Regions from separate parts of the Homo sapiens genome. Here region 1 is linked to region 2. Evidence: chromatin contacts called from ENCODE Hi-C data. All regions are on one chromosome and are shown on one strand. The core of a region is the stretch at or near the end of the contact, and the rest is flanking DNA. Distances in the headings are between cores, read along the strand shown.

Region 1 (6,333 bases), core at 329-2,828, 590 kb after region 2:
GCAGGGGAGGATTTAAAAGGGACTTTCTTTTCACAATGGGAGGCAGGGGTGGAAGCTGCCCAGCCCTCTGGCTTCCTGCCATCAGTTAATGAGGAAACTGCAAGGTCAGTGATCCACTTGACTAAGTTAGGATCCCCTCCAGACCCCACCCTAGACCTGTATAGGCAGGTACCAGGGAAAGTTAAAAGAATGAAGACTGCTTGTCTTTCACCCTTCATCCACCTCTCTCTCCCTCCCTCTCTCTGGGGATGGGAAAAGCAGTAGAGTTACAGTATGTTCTTGTGGGTAGAGGACAGAAGAGTGACCTTCCTTCCCCTAAGACGTGGGTTCAGTCTCAAACTGCCCAGTGATCTCTCCCTTAAATCAGGTGGAAAGATCTCATGGAAAAAGTAATTCTAGTTAAACATTTACAGCTCCCTGGGGCAATGCCACCACTGCAGCTACTGCTTGTGAAGCTTTCCAGCATGAAGTGCCATATGCTGCCTCTCAGCCTCCATACTCACTTGACTCCAGGAGAATGACTCAGTTTATTATTCTCAATTTGACCCTATGTATCCCACTGTAGGCTCAAACACTGCACAGAGCTGCCACGTCTAACCTCGTAACAACTGCGTCCCTGGAAGGTGAAGGGGGTAAACCACAAAGTCAGAAACTTTGGGAAAAGCCACGGTCGCATGCACACCTCTCAAACAAGGAAACAAACTACAAGAAAGGGCTCAGTCATTGTACACAGCAAGTGTGCAGTGGGCAAAGTTCTGTTCTTTTGACATTGGCCAAATGCGTAAGTCCCTGGTTTCTTGGGCTCAATCACGGTCCAAGGTTAGTAAGAAGGCCAACAATGTTGTGAGCAGGATTCAATTTCTACAGGGTCATGGGGCATCATCCACCATGTGAAGGGGCTCCAGCAGGTTGGACATGATCAATACCCATCCAGATTAGGACCCTGACGCCCTTGCCAGAGCTCGGGCTCGGGCAGCTTTGGCCTCGTCTTCTAGCTCATCTAGGAAACGCTCCTGGGAAATCGAGTAGAAGGTGTAACCATCTGGGGAGGTAGGTTCAGGAAACCACACAGAATATGCACATTCCCCTTTCCTAGATTTGCTCTACCACTCTTGTTACTCTCCCAAATCAGTGATTCCGGCTTCCCGCCGCTGCTGTTTCTAAACCCTGAACCCCAATTCCGTTATTATTAATAAATCAAATTAAAAGAGTACCTTAGGAATAACAAAGGAAAGTACTACCCATTTTACCCCAAAATTAAACGGGTGGTTCAGCCCTCTTGCACACTCTGTTCCCCTGCCCCTATATGCGGTCCCCTTGAGTCTACAACACGGACGGATACAAATAGCCAACACCAGGGCCCCGATGCCTAGGCCGGTCACGATGTTCCGGGTTCGCCGCCGTGGTAGGACCTTCTGCCACTGGGCAAGCTCCGCCTGCCGCATGGAATGCAGTTGCTCGGGTGTCAGCTTCTCCCGAGTCGGGTCGATACGCTGAGCGAACGGGGCCTCTCCACGCTTAGAATCCAGAGGGTCACCAGCTCCCGAAGACGCCATGTTGCCACTCCTCCCTTCGCGGTGCCGCCGCGCGGGCCTCGCTGGGAACAGTAGCCCTTGGCCGCTGCAGTGGACTCTGGGAGTTGTAGTCCGCGTGCCCTTTGCGGGGCAGAGCCGCGGTTCCCGGGCACAGGGGATGGACGCGGGAGGTGAGAAGCGGACGTGCTTTCTGATTGGCTGAGGAGTCCGTGGCCGTTGGGGCGGGAAAAAGCTGTGGAGGGTTCGAGGCTGTGGTGGTAATTGGGTTTTCCTCAGACTTGAGGCGACGACACACTCATTGGAAGGGGACGAGGAATCCAGGGTGTGGCAGAAGACTGGAGAGGAGCTAAGGGGGTCGGTATGTGGATCCAGTGAACCCGTCCAGGTGCCCCAAGAGGCTCGTGAATATGGACGGACCCATGAGGCCACGATCGGCCTCCCTCGTTGACTTTCAGTTTGGAGTTGTCGCCACAGAGACGATTGAAGACGCCCTGCTTCACTTGGCCCAGCAGAATGAGCAAGCAGTGAGGGAGGCTTCGGGGCGGCTGGGCCGCTTCAGGGAGCCCCAGATCGTGGGTGCGGCTGCAGGGCCGGGGTGCTGGGTTCTTGGGAGACTGGGGCTTGTGTCTTTCAGGCACCGACCTTGAGATTCCGTTGATTTTATTCATTCAGAGAATGTTTGCTAACACCTCTCTGTGGGGTGCTGGGGATATAGTGATGGATAAGTCACAACAGTGCCCTCCCCTTGATTTCTTCGACATGTATGGAATACTTGAGTGGCACCGCTTGGCTAGAAAGATGAAATAGAGGGCCAGGCATGGTGGCTTACACCTGTAATCCCAGCACTTTGGGAGGCTGAGGTGGGAGGTTCACCTGAGGTCAGGAGTTCGAGACCAGCCTGACCAACATGGTGAAATCCTGTCTCTACTAAAAGTACAAAAATTAGCCAGGACTGGTGGCGCGCACCTCTAATCCCAGCTACTCGGGAGGTTGAGACAGGAGAACTGTTTGAACCCAGGAGGCGGAAGTTGCAGTGAGCCGAAATCGTGCCATTGCACTTCAGCCTAGACGACAAGAATGAAACTCCGTCTCAAAAAAAAAAAAAAAAAAAAAAAAAAAAAAAGGCTGGGCGCGGTGGCTCACGCCTGTAATCCCAGCATTTTGGGAGGCTGAGGCGGGCAGATCACGAGGTCAGGAGATCGAGACCATCCTGGCTAACATGGTGAAACCCCGTCTCTACTAAAAATACAAAAAAAAGCCGGGTGTGGTGGCGGGCGCCTGTAGTCCCAGCTACTCCGGAGGCTGAGGGAGGAGAATGGCATGAACCCGGGAGGCGGAGCTTGCAGTGAGCTGAGATGGCGCCACTACACTCCAGCCTGAGTGACGGGTGACAGAGCGAGACTCTGTCTAAAAAAAAAAAAAAAAAAAAAGAGAAAAGAAAGATGAAATAGAGATAGAGGTCTTGCCTTCAAACCATGTGCAATTTGGGGGAGATATTAGAACAAATATGCAATGACTAGGTACTATGGTTAGATAAGAGACGTCAGAGAGAAATAAAACAAGCGTTTATGGGGGTTGAGAGGAGCGATGGGGTAATAGGAAGAATTCAGGGGATGGCCCAGGCATCGGGACATTTCAGGCAGACCTTGAAGGAAGGAGGACATTGGGTTGGTGAAGGGGGAGGAAGGAGACAGTGTTTCTACCAAAAAGAGGTAGCATGAGTAAAGCTATGGAAATGGGGTGCTTAGGGTGCATGTGGGTACAGTGTAGTCCATGTTGGCCAGTGCATGTGGAAGAATAGTTGAAATTAATACTGGAAAGGTAGTTTGGAGACATTCCATGTGGAAGTTTGAATGCCAAGGGGAAGAGTTTATCCTTGGTTTGGTAGGAAACCAAGAAGACATTGAAGGTTTTTAAATAAGGGAGTGAAGGTTTTAAAATAAGGGATACGATGGTAACCCTGCCTTAGTAAACATTATTTTGGCAGTGATGTAAAGGAGGTAAAGGATGGATTAAACCAGAGGGAGATGGGATGTAGGCAGACAGGTAGAGTCAATGTCAGTAGGCTAGGTGATAGGGCAGAGGGAATAACAAGGGAGGGTGGATTAAAAACATTCTAGAGGCAAAGTCTAGGGTTCTGCTGTGGATAAATTTAGGAAGTGAAGGAGGAAAACGTGACTATGCTAAACGGTTGAGCCTGGAAGACTGGAAGTATAGTGGTCATTAAAAGAAACACACAGACACGGCCGGGCACGGTGGCTCACGCCTGTATTCCCAACACTTTGAGAGGCTGAGGCGGGTGGATCACGAGGTCAGGGGTTCGAGACCAGCCTGGCCAACATAGTGAAACCCTGTCTCTATTAAAAACACAAAAATTAGCTGGGCATGGTGGCAGGCACCTGTAGTCCCAGCTACTCGGGAGGCCGAGGCAGGGGAATGGCTTGAACCTGGGAGGCGGAGGTTGCAGTGAGCCAAGATTGTGCCACTGCGCTCCAGCCTAGGCCACAGAGCAAGACTCTGTCTCCCAAAAAAAAAAAAAACAACAACAAAAAAAAACAACACAAAAAACACAGACACACTACATAAATAAAGCAGGAGGAAAAGTGACTTTTGTTTGGGAAAGATAATAATGGCTTTGGAGCCTGGCCAACATGGTGAAACCCCATCTCTACTAAAAATACAAAAATTAGCCAGGCATGGTGGCAGGTACCTGTAATCCCAGCTACTTGGGAGGCTGAGGCAGGAGAATGGCTGGAACCCGGGAGGCAGAGGTTGCAGTGAGCCAAGATCACGCCATTGCATTCCAGCCTGGGTAACAGAGTGAGACCTTGTCTCAAAAAAAAAAAAAAAATATATATATATATATATATATATATATATATATATAATATATGTGTGTGTGTGTGTGTGTGTGTGTGTGTGTATAATAGCTTTAGTTTTGGATCTGCTGAGTTTAAGGTGTTTGCAGAACATCTAAAAGAAGTGTTCTTGTAGACTATTCAAAGAGTAGGTTAGAAGAGAGGTCAGAAATGGAGATCAAGGTTTTCAAGTTATCTTCACAATGATATTGTTGAAACTGTGGCAGAGGATAAGCTCCTAGAAGGAGAAAAGAAAAGCAGGTCAAGGACAGTTCCTTGGGAAAACACTTTGTGTTCAGGGAATTGGAGTAAGAAGACTTGTGAAGGAAATAAAAGGAGGAGATAGGAACAGAACCAAGGGACTTTTGGCAGCCAAGAGGAGACTTTGAAAAGGATAATGGTCAGAAGTTTCAGATGCTTTAGGGATATCAACAGAACTAAAGATTGCAAAAAGCCATGATATTTAACAATTTGGACATATTTACTGTCCTCTGAGAATCATTTCAGCAAGTTAGGAAAGGTAGAAGCCAACAGATAGAAAATTAGGAAGTGAACGATGAAGTGGAAGCAGTGGGTGTGTAAGCCAGGCTTTCAAGTAATTCAACAGCGAGGCTGAGATGGGAGGATTGCTTGAGCCCAGGAGTTTGAGACCAGCCTGGGCAACATAGGACAATCCCGTCTATTTATTATTTATTTATTTATTTATTTAAAAAAAAATTCAACAGTGATGGGAAAGAGAGAGGTTAAAAGGGGAGGGTCTTTTAGTTAATAGCAGATCTGAGTATGCTTGTTATCGAGGAGGTGGGGCCAATAGCAAGGGAAAGGTGTAACCCTCATCCATTCCACCTAATCCAAGCTCAGTTTTTTTGGCAAATTAAAATGGAAAACAGAAACAAATGCTCAGATAATTCAGAGCAAAACCAAACCAAAACTTAACAACTGCACACATACACAAAGAACAAAACTAAGAAATAAAGCCTAAAGTCCAGCAAATAAAATGACTAATAAGAGACACAATTATATGTTCTAGGGTATTATGCTGAATTGCTTAAACTAATTCTGTCCTGCATTGGACATTGCTAGCCAAACTGTAGCCTCTGTAACGATGAGGTTTTGTACATCTATCTATGTGTAATGTGTGTTGAGTAGATTGTTACTTGTGTAAGCTTGACTAAATTTTCTAAGAAAGTTAAGTTTTCTCTGAAGACATATGATTATTTGACTAAATGTGTAATTCTCTACGGATCAATGCTAAAAGGTCTTCAGTCTGTAGGAGCTTTCTTTGTTGAGAACTGACATTTACCCTTGTTTCCACCCTCTAATGATATTGCAAGATAAATATAATTCTATCTGGAGCTGTTCTTTCAAAGAGAAACAGAGGCAGGCTAAAATCTTGCCAAGGTATCTCACCCTTCCCACCTTCCCAATGACTCCCTCCCCCTAAATTGGGCTATGTTCTCCAATTTAGGGGATGTTTCTTCAAAACAAGCCACTTCACAGTAACACACTTGCTCCTGGGGAGAGGCTCAGCCACCACAGATTTACCCAGCAAACTGGTGGTGGAGAGATGGTGTCCAGCTGTAAGGTGACTTGTGTTTGTAAAGCAATGGGAGTTCTCCAGAGGGTGGTTACTAAACAAACAGTGTCATAAAGAATATCAAAGCTCCAGGAGGGATCTTTCTGTTCCTGCCAACATTCCACAGAAAACAGAATATAGGAGTTAGGGTTTTTATCCATCCAAGAATCTTCCTTGAAGCTGGGGGTTCCCAGCATGGTGTAGAGGTCACATAGACCAGCTGGTATGTTTGTGTGTAACTGGCCAAGCCTTTTATCAGCTGAAACCCACAGGAAGGCTCAAGGGTCACTGAGGGGGCTTGGTAAGCCCTTGTCTTTGGCACTCAGTCAGCCTCCTTTACATGTCTCTGATCTGCCTATTGGCA
Region 2 (6,571 bases), core at 3,857-6,356:
TTTTGTAGAGATAGGGTTTCACCATGTTGGCCAGGCTGGTCTGGAACTCCTGACCTCAAATGATCCGCCTGCCTTGGCCTCCCAAAGTTCTGGGATTACAGGCATGACCCACCGTACCCAGCCTGTTTTCTTTTTTATGCCTTTATGTGTCTTCTGAAAATTTTATAATAAATATGTAATACTTCTAAACTCAGAAAGCAATAAAACCATCTCTGTCATGAAAAACAAAATTTTACCTAATTTTGTTTGATCTAAGCTTGTATTAAAAAGAATTTGTTTTCTTCAATTTGATATTTGGGGTTAGTGGTAGATGTGTTTTCTGTATGACTGAAGAATCCAGCCCAAGGTTTACATCTGCCCTGGAAAATGCTCAAACTGCTCTCACTGAATGGTAATTGTGTGGGTTTTCACACAAGAGAGATAACACACGCAGGTATGCACACACACACACACACACACACACACACACACACACAACAAAATCAAATCAGAATGCGAACATTGTTACCAGTAGCAGACTCGCAGGGAACTGGTGTGTAGTATTTGGAGTATACTTCATCTTTTGGCCGATCAGGAAACACGTAGATAAGGTAATTCAAGTCTCCCAAGCGGTCGGCTAGGGACCGAATGGAGAAGTCTCTGGTGGTAAAAGGCATCAGATTCCAAAACATTCTTTCCTCTAGATCAATAAACAGAACAATCACATTCTAAACATGATTTCTGAATTAGGAAATCTTAAAACCCCAACATACTATAAATTCAAGCTTGCCATTATAATGGCTCCAATAGAAATCTCCATTTAAAAATAACCATGGGTTATAGATGAAATACTTTTATTTATTTACTTACTTACTTACTTATTTTGAGACGGAGTCTCACTCTGTTACCAGGTTGGAGTGCAGTGGTGCGATCTTGGCTCACTGCAACCTCCAACTCCCTGGTTCAAGCGATTCTCCTGCCTCAGCCTCCCAAGTAGCTGGGATTACAGGCACGCGCCACCACACCTGGCTAATTTTGTATTTTTAGTAGAGATGGAGTTTCCCTATGTCAGCCAGGATGGTCTTGATCTCCTGACCTCATGATCCACCCACCTCAGCCTCCCAAAGTGCTGGGATTACAGGCGTGAGCCACCGTGCCCGGCCTGAAATAGTTTTAAAAGCCATGGGTAGGGGCCAGGCATGTTGGCTCATGCCTGTAATCCCACACTTTTGGAGGCCTAGGCAGGTGGATCACCTGAGGTCAGGAGTTCAAGACCAGCCTGGCTAACATGATGAACCCTGTCTCTACTAAAAATACAAAAATCAGCCAAGTGTGGTGGCACTCATCCGTAGTCCCAGGTACTATGCTGAGGTAGGAGAATGGCTTGAAGCTGGGAGGTGGAGGTTGCAGTGAGCTGAGATCATGACACTGCACTCCAGCCTGGGTGACAGAGACCCCATCTCAAAAATAAATAAATAAATAAATAAATAAAAATAAAAGCCATGGGTAGATAAGCAGGTAATACAAAAATCACTTCCCAAGAGATCCAATGATCTCAGACGTTTCAAGTTCAAACAGTATTCTAGCCCTCAGTAGAAGAAACAGTTTTTACTGGCCCCCAATCCCTGATTTCCCATACAAAGATATATAAAAGCTAGGAAGCATGCCCACAACCAGAGAAAGCATAAGAGCTATTAAAAGTGATGAATTTTTTTTTTTTCGAGATGGAGTCTTGCTCTGTTGCCCAGGCTGGAGTGCAGTGGCGCGATCTCGGCTCACTGCAAGCTCCGCCTCCCGGGTTCACGCCATTCTCCTGCCTCAGCCTCCCAAGTAGCTGGGACTACAGGTGCCCACAACTACACCCGGCTAATTTTTTTGTGTTTTTAGTAGAGACGGGGGTTTCACTGTGATGGCCAGGATGGTCTCGATCTCCTGACCTCATGATCCGCCTGCCTTGGCCTCCCAAAGTGCTGGGATTACAGGCGTGAGCCACCGCACCCAGCCTTTTTTTTTTTTTCTTTTAAGAGACAGGGTCTTACTCTGTTGCCCAGGCTGGAGTACAGTGATGTGATCATGACTCACTGTAACCTTGAACTCCCAGGGTCAAGTGATCATCCCACCTCACCCTCCAGAGTAGCTGGGACTACAGGCGCACACCATGAGCACCACCATGCCCACCTAATTAACTTATTTATTTATTTATTTACTTAGAGACAGGGTCTTACTATGTTGCCCAAGCTGGGCTTGAACTCCTGGCCTCAAGAGATCCTCCTGCCTGAGGCTCCCAAAGTGCTGGGATTACAGGCATGAGCCACCGCACCCAGCCAAAAGTTATTAAAAACTTTAATTCACAGAAAATGAACCAGCAAGCTACCCTTATTGTGAGGGTCAGAGGAGAGAACTAACTTTCCTGATGCCCTGGTGCAGTGGCTCAAGCCCGTAATCCCAATACTTTGGGAAGCCAAAGTGGGGGATTGTTTGAGCCCAGGAGTTCGAGACCAGCCTGGGCAACATACAAAAAATTTAAAAATTAGATGGGTGTGGTGGTGCACGTCTGTGGTCCCAGCTAATCGGGAGGCTAAGGGAGGAGGACTGCTTGAGGCCAGGAGGTCAAGGCTGCAGTGAGCCATGTTTGTGCCGCTGCACTCCAGCCCGGGCAAAAGAGTGAGACCCTGTTTCAAAAAAAGAAAAGAACTAACATCTTGGGTAGAAATGGTTGATGGCAATATCCATATGTTAATTAGGATAAAGGAATATTTTTACTACTGTAAGAACTCCAAATCATCAAATTCTTCACTGAAATAAGCTTTATGCAGAGTAGTACAATAAGGCAAACATTTTAAGAGGGAAGCAACTGAGATTCTGCACGGACTCTTGTATCATAGGTAGCCATGTCATGGTTAAATGTTCATGTGTAACCATGCTGCCATATACTTTCATGTATAACCAAATTAGCAATTGTGTTTCCCATAATAGTATTTTTCATAGGCTGCCTTATTATGAGTATGTCATGGCTATACATTTATGTTTCCCATAATTAGTACTGACCTCAACAAATAGTAAGTACCCACTAAATTATTTGTTAAAATAATTTTGTAACGAAAGCAGCTAACTTTGGACATAAGAAGGGAGGGGCACTCACGAGAATCAAACTTCCAAGCAATGGTGATGCCGCCAATTTCTGAGTCACTGAATCTCAGGAGGAAGGTCCCATCTGGCTTGTTAATGAGTAGGTCATGGGCCTGTTGCTTGTTTACAAACCCCAAAATGGCCCTGGATCACCAAGGACAAAGGACAGAAGCAGAGTGTGACTTACGATGCCAGAGAGAAGACCTTCAGACTCTGTCGGCGCCTTAAGAAATAATGATTCTCACCCATCATTCCAATGAGGCTTGAGATGTTTTTTTAACACTTCCATCACACCGTCAAACCATTGCCAGAAAGTGTAATTCCGTCCTGGTAAATTCTCCTGGTTGGAGATACAACAGTGAACATAAGAACACCAGAGTAACACTTGGAATATTATACACATATTTAATTGGAAAAATTAAATGGGAAACAAACATCTACCCTTGTCAGAGGCATACAAATATCCCCGCCTACCTGAGTTTTACCTAATGGCCCCATGGAGAGGAAAAGAGGGAAGAAGGGGAAAATACCAAACTGCAGTTACCAGCACCCAGTGGGCTCCTGCTACAGACACTTTCACCTGGGACTGGGCTGACCCGTCCCTTGCTAGTTTCGATGTGTGGTCTGTGACCAGAAGCATCAGTGTCACCTGGGAGCTTCTGAGAAATGCACGTTGTTAGGCTCCAAATTAAACATTTAAAACACCTTGGGGGTGGGGGGTGTAGGAAAAGAAACAAAAATTAAATTCAAATCAAGGTGATAGCCGGGCATGGTGGCTCACGTCTGTAATCCCAGCACTTTGGGAGGCTGAGGTAGGCAGATCACTTGAGGTCAGGAGTTTGAGACCATCCTGGCCAACATGGTGAAACCCCGTCTCTACTAAAAATACAAAAATTGGCTGGACATGGTGGCGGGTGCCTGTAATCCCGGCTACTCAGGAGGCTGAGACAGGAGAATCACTTGAATCTGGGAGACGGAGGTTGCAGTGAGCCCAGAATGTACCACTGCACTCCTTGTGACAGAGCGAGACACCATCTCAAAAATAAATAAATAAACAAAAATAAATAGGGTGGGCACAGTGGACTCACGCCTGTAATCCCAGCACTTTGGGAGGCCGAGGCGGGCAGATCACCTGAGGTCGGGAGTTCGAGACCAGCCTGACCAACATGGAGAAACCCCGTCTCCACTAAAAATACAAAATTGCGGGGCGTGGTGCCGCATGCCTGTAATCCCAGCTACTCGGGAGGCTGAGGCAGGAGAATCGCTTGAAACCAGGAGGCGGCGGTTGCGGTGAGCCAAGATCGTGCCATTGCAGTCCAGCCTGGGCAACAAGAGCGAAACTCTGTCTCAAAAAAAAAAAATGAATAAAAATAAAATCAAAGTGACGTCTGAATTAGCAGATGCTAGAGGAGGAGTTTCTTTCATCAGCATCCCTCTTTGTGGGTTGAGGGTCCCATAGGAGCCTGATCTGGCATTACACATGGGGAACATAAGAGAGTAAAGGGGAGAGAGGCCCAGAGTTCGCATCCCCTCAAAAGCTTTGCTTCTCATGAGCTATGTTAACATCTGCTTTGCTCTATTTCCTTTACAAAGGAAGAAAATGCATTAACTGTAGACAAAGGTCAACTTATTTAAAATATGCAAAGATGTAATTTTCTACACGTGACCTGGGTAACTCTCAAGTTGTCCATCTAGTCAGAAGCTTCTATTACTTTCGGTACATTTTATTAGAGACATGAAGAATAAGGGCCCAGGGCAGGGAGACTCCTGAGAGCATCTGGTTGGGAAGGACTGATCTAACAGCGGCTGGCAGCTGGGCTCCTCACCCTGTTGAACTGGGACCAGGACACAGACAGGCCACTGTAGTCCTCCAGGTGGCTGCTGCTGTTGTTGAACAGTTTCTGCGCCAGGAACACGAGGTTCTCCTTGGTCAGGCCCCGGTTGCTCTGCACTTCGGCCTTGAATTTCATGTTGAGCGCCTCACACAGCTGTGGCCACAGCACTTTGTCAGGCACGGCAAATGGCACCCTGCCCTGAGAGGGAGAGAGGCCAGAATCTGATGAGAAAACAGTTGCATGATTTATTCCCTCAAGCCACAAAAGAAAAACGCTGATGGCTGGGAGTGGTTACACACATTTGTCTTGCAGGGCCTGAGGATAAATTCAGACTCTGCTGGGGTACACGGTTCTGTGAAATTCAGAAGGTTCCGTTTCACCTTCTTTACACACAACTAGAAGGTAACCCATGCTATCCATGCTGTTTTGTAAATGAGCTGCTGAACTAACAGTCAAATCCTATGTTCTAACGGCCACAAACCAAAACATAACCAAGGTCTGGCTCTTAGATTGTAAACACCTTGGGAATTTAGAAATCTGAAAGACTGGTCCTCTAGGTACAAACAGAGAGAGTGTGCGTATGTGTGCACACGTGTCGGCATGTGTGTACACACGTGGAATCATTGCCCTCGACTCCTTCTGCCAAGAATTCTAGCTCAAAGTAAAACAACTTGGTATGGAAGAGTGGAAATTTTGAGTTGGATGGCTTTATTGAGAAATAGGTTAGAAGATTAACTTTTAATAAACTGCTTTTCAACCCGTTCAGCCATAGTACTCCATTTTATTTTGTTACAAACACTTTTTTCAATAGGTGATTTTCACATGATTTAAAATTCAAAAAGCACAGACGGCTACACAGTGAAGTCACTCCCTATCCCTGTCTCCCAGCAACCCAGTTCTTTTCTTTAAAGGCACCTAACACAGTTTCTTGTGTATCCCACCAAAGATATTCTATGCATGCCAGCAATGACATATACCTTTTCCTTTTCTTCACAAATGACAGCACAAAATCCACATGTTCTGCATCTTCCTCTTTTCACTTAATCCTCTATCTGGGAGACCTCCCATCAGCACATAAAGAAATTTCACCAGACCCCCATAGATGGGCATCAGTGTTACAGCCTCATCTTTAGCTATTACTAACAATGCTGCAATGTTCTTATGTTATTTGACCCACAGGACACATAGGCAAATATATATGGAGAATAAATTTCCACAATTATTTTTTTTTTTAGGTAAGGTCTCGCTCTGTCATCCAGGCTGGAGTACAGTGGCCCAATCTTGGCTCATTGCAACTTCTGCCTCCTTAGCTCAAGTAATTATCCTACCTCAGCCTCCCAAACAGCTGGGACTACAGGCGTGCACCACCATGCCTGGCTAATTTGTGTGTTTTTTGTAGAGACAGGGTTTTGCTATGTTGACAAGGCTGGCCTCAAATTCCTGGGCTCAAGAGATCCGCTTGCCTTGGCCTCCCAAAGTGCTGGGATTGCAGGCATAAACCACTGTGCCTGGCCACAAGTCTTTATTATTTATTTTTTATTTTTTATTTTTTTGAGACAGAGTCTCACTGTGTTGCCCAGGCTGGAGTGCAGTGGCACCATCTCAGGTCACTACAACCTCTGCCTCCC

What was found. Hi-C counts contacts between places; a loop is a spot of excess contacts on that map.
Region 1: a map of sciatic nerve shows a loop between it and region 2 (4-fold over the local background). The contact joins the promoter of COA3 here to the enhancer-like site in region 2. A Hi-C loop is called at or near these places in 1 of 168 maps with a recorded cell type or tissue (sciatic nerve).

The regions. Positions count from the first base shown.
Region 1 is chr17:42,797,126-42,803,458 of GRCh38, forward strand. It overlaps COA3 (cytochrome c oxidase assembly factor 3), which reads right to left and starts at 1,579. Exons shown (of 2, transcript NM_001040431.3): 1 at 1,343-1,579; 2 at 500-1,042. The coding sequence starts at 1,556. The coding sequence ends at 936. CNTD1 (cyclin N-terminal domain containing 1) reads left to right here and starts at 1,736. Exons shown (of 7, transcript NM_173478.3): 1 at 1,736-2,111. The coding sequence starts at 1,943. RefSeq lists enhancers at 1,262-1,331, 1,472-1,521, 1,542-1,591.
Region 2 is chr17:42,207,050-42,213,620 of GRCh38, forward strand. STAT5B (signal transducer and activator of transcription 5B) reads right to left here. Exons shown (of 19, transcript NM_012448.4): 13 at 4,935-5,141; 14 at 3,354-3,448; 15 at 3,122-3,252; 16 at 509-679. Among named protein-coding and RNA genes, the nearest start is that of GHDC, 16 kb to the left of the region's middle. Within about 2 kb of position 5,107, at least 11 of the 41 ENCODE cell types and tissues checked have a DNase peak (open chromatin) inside an H3K27ac peak, as active enhancers do.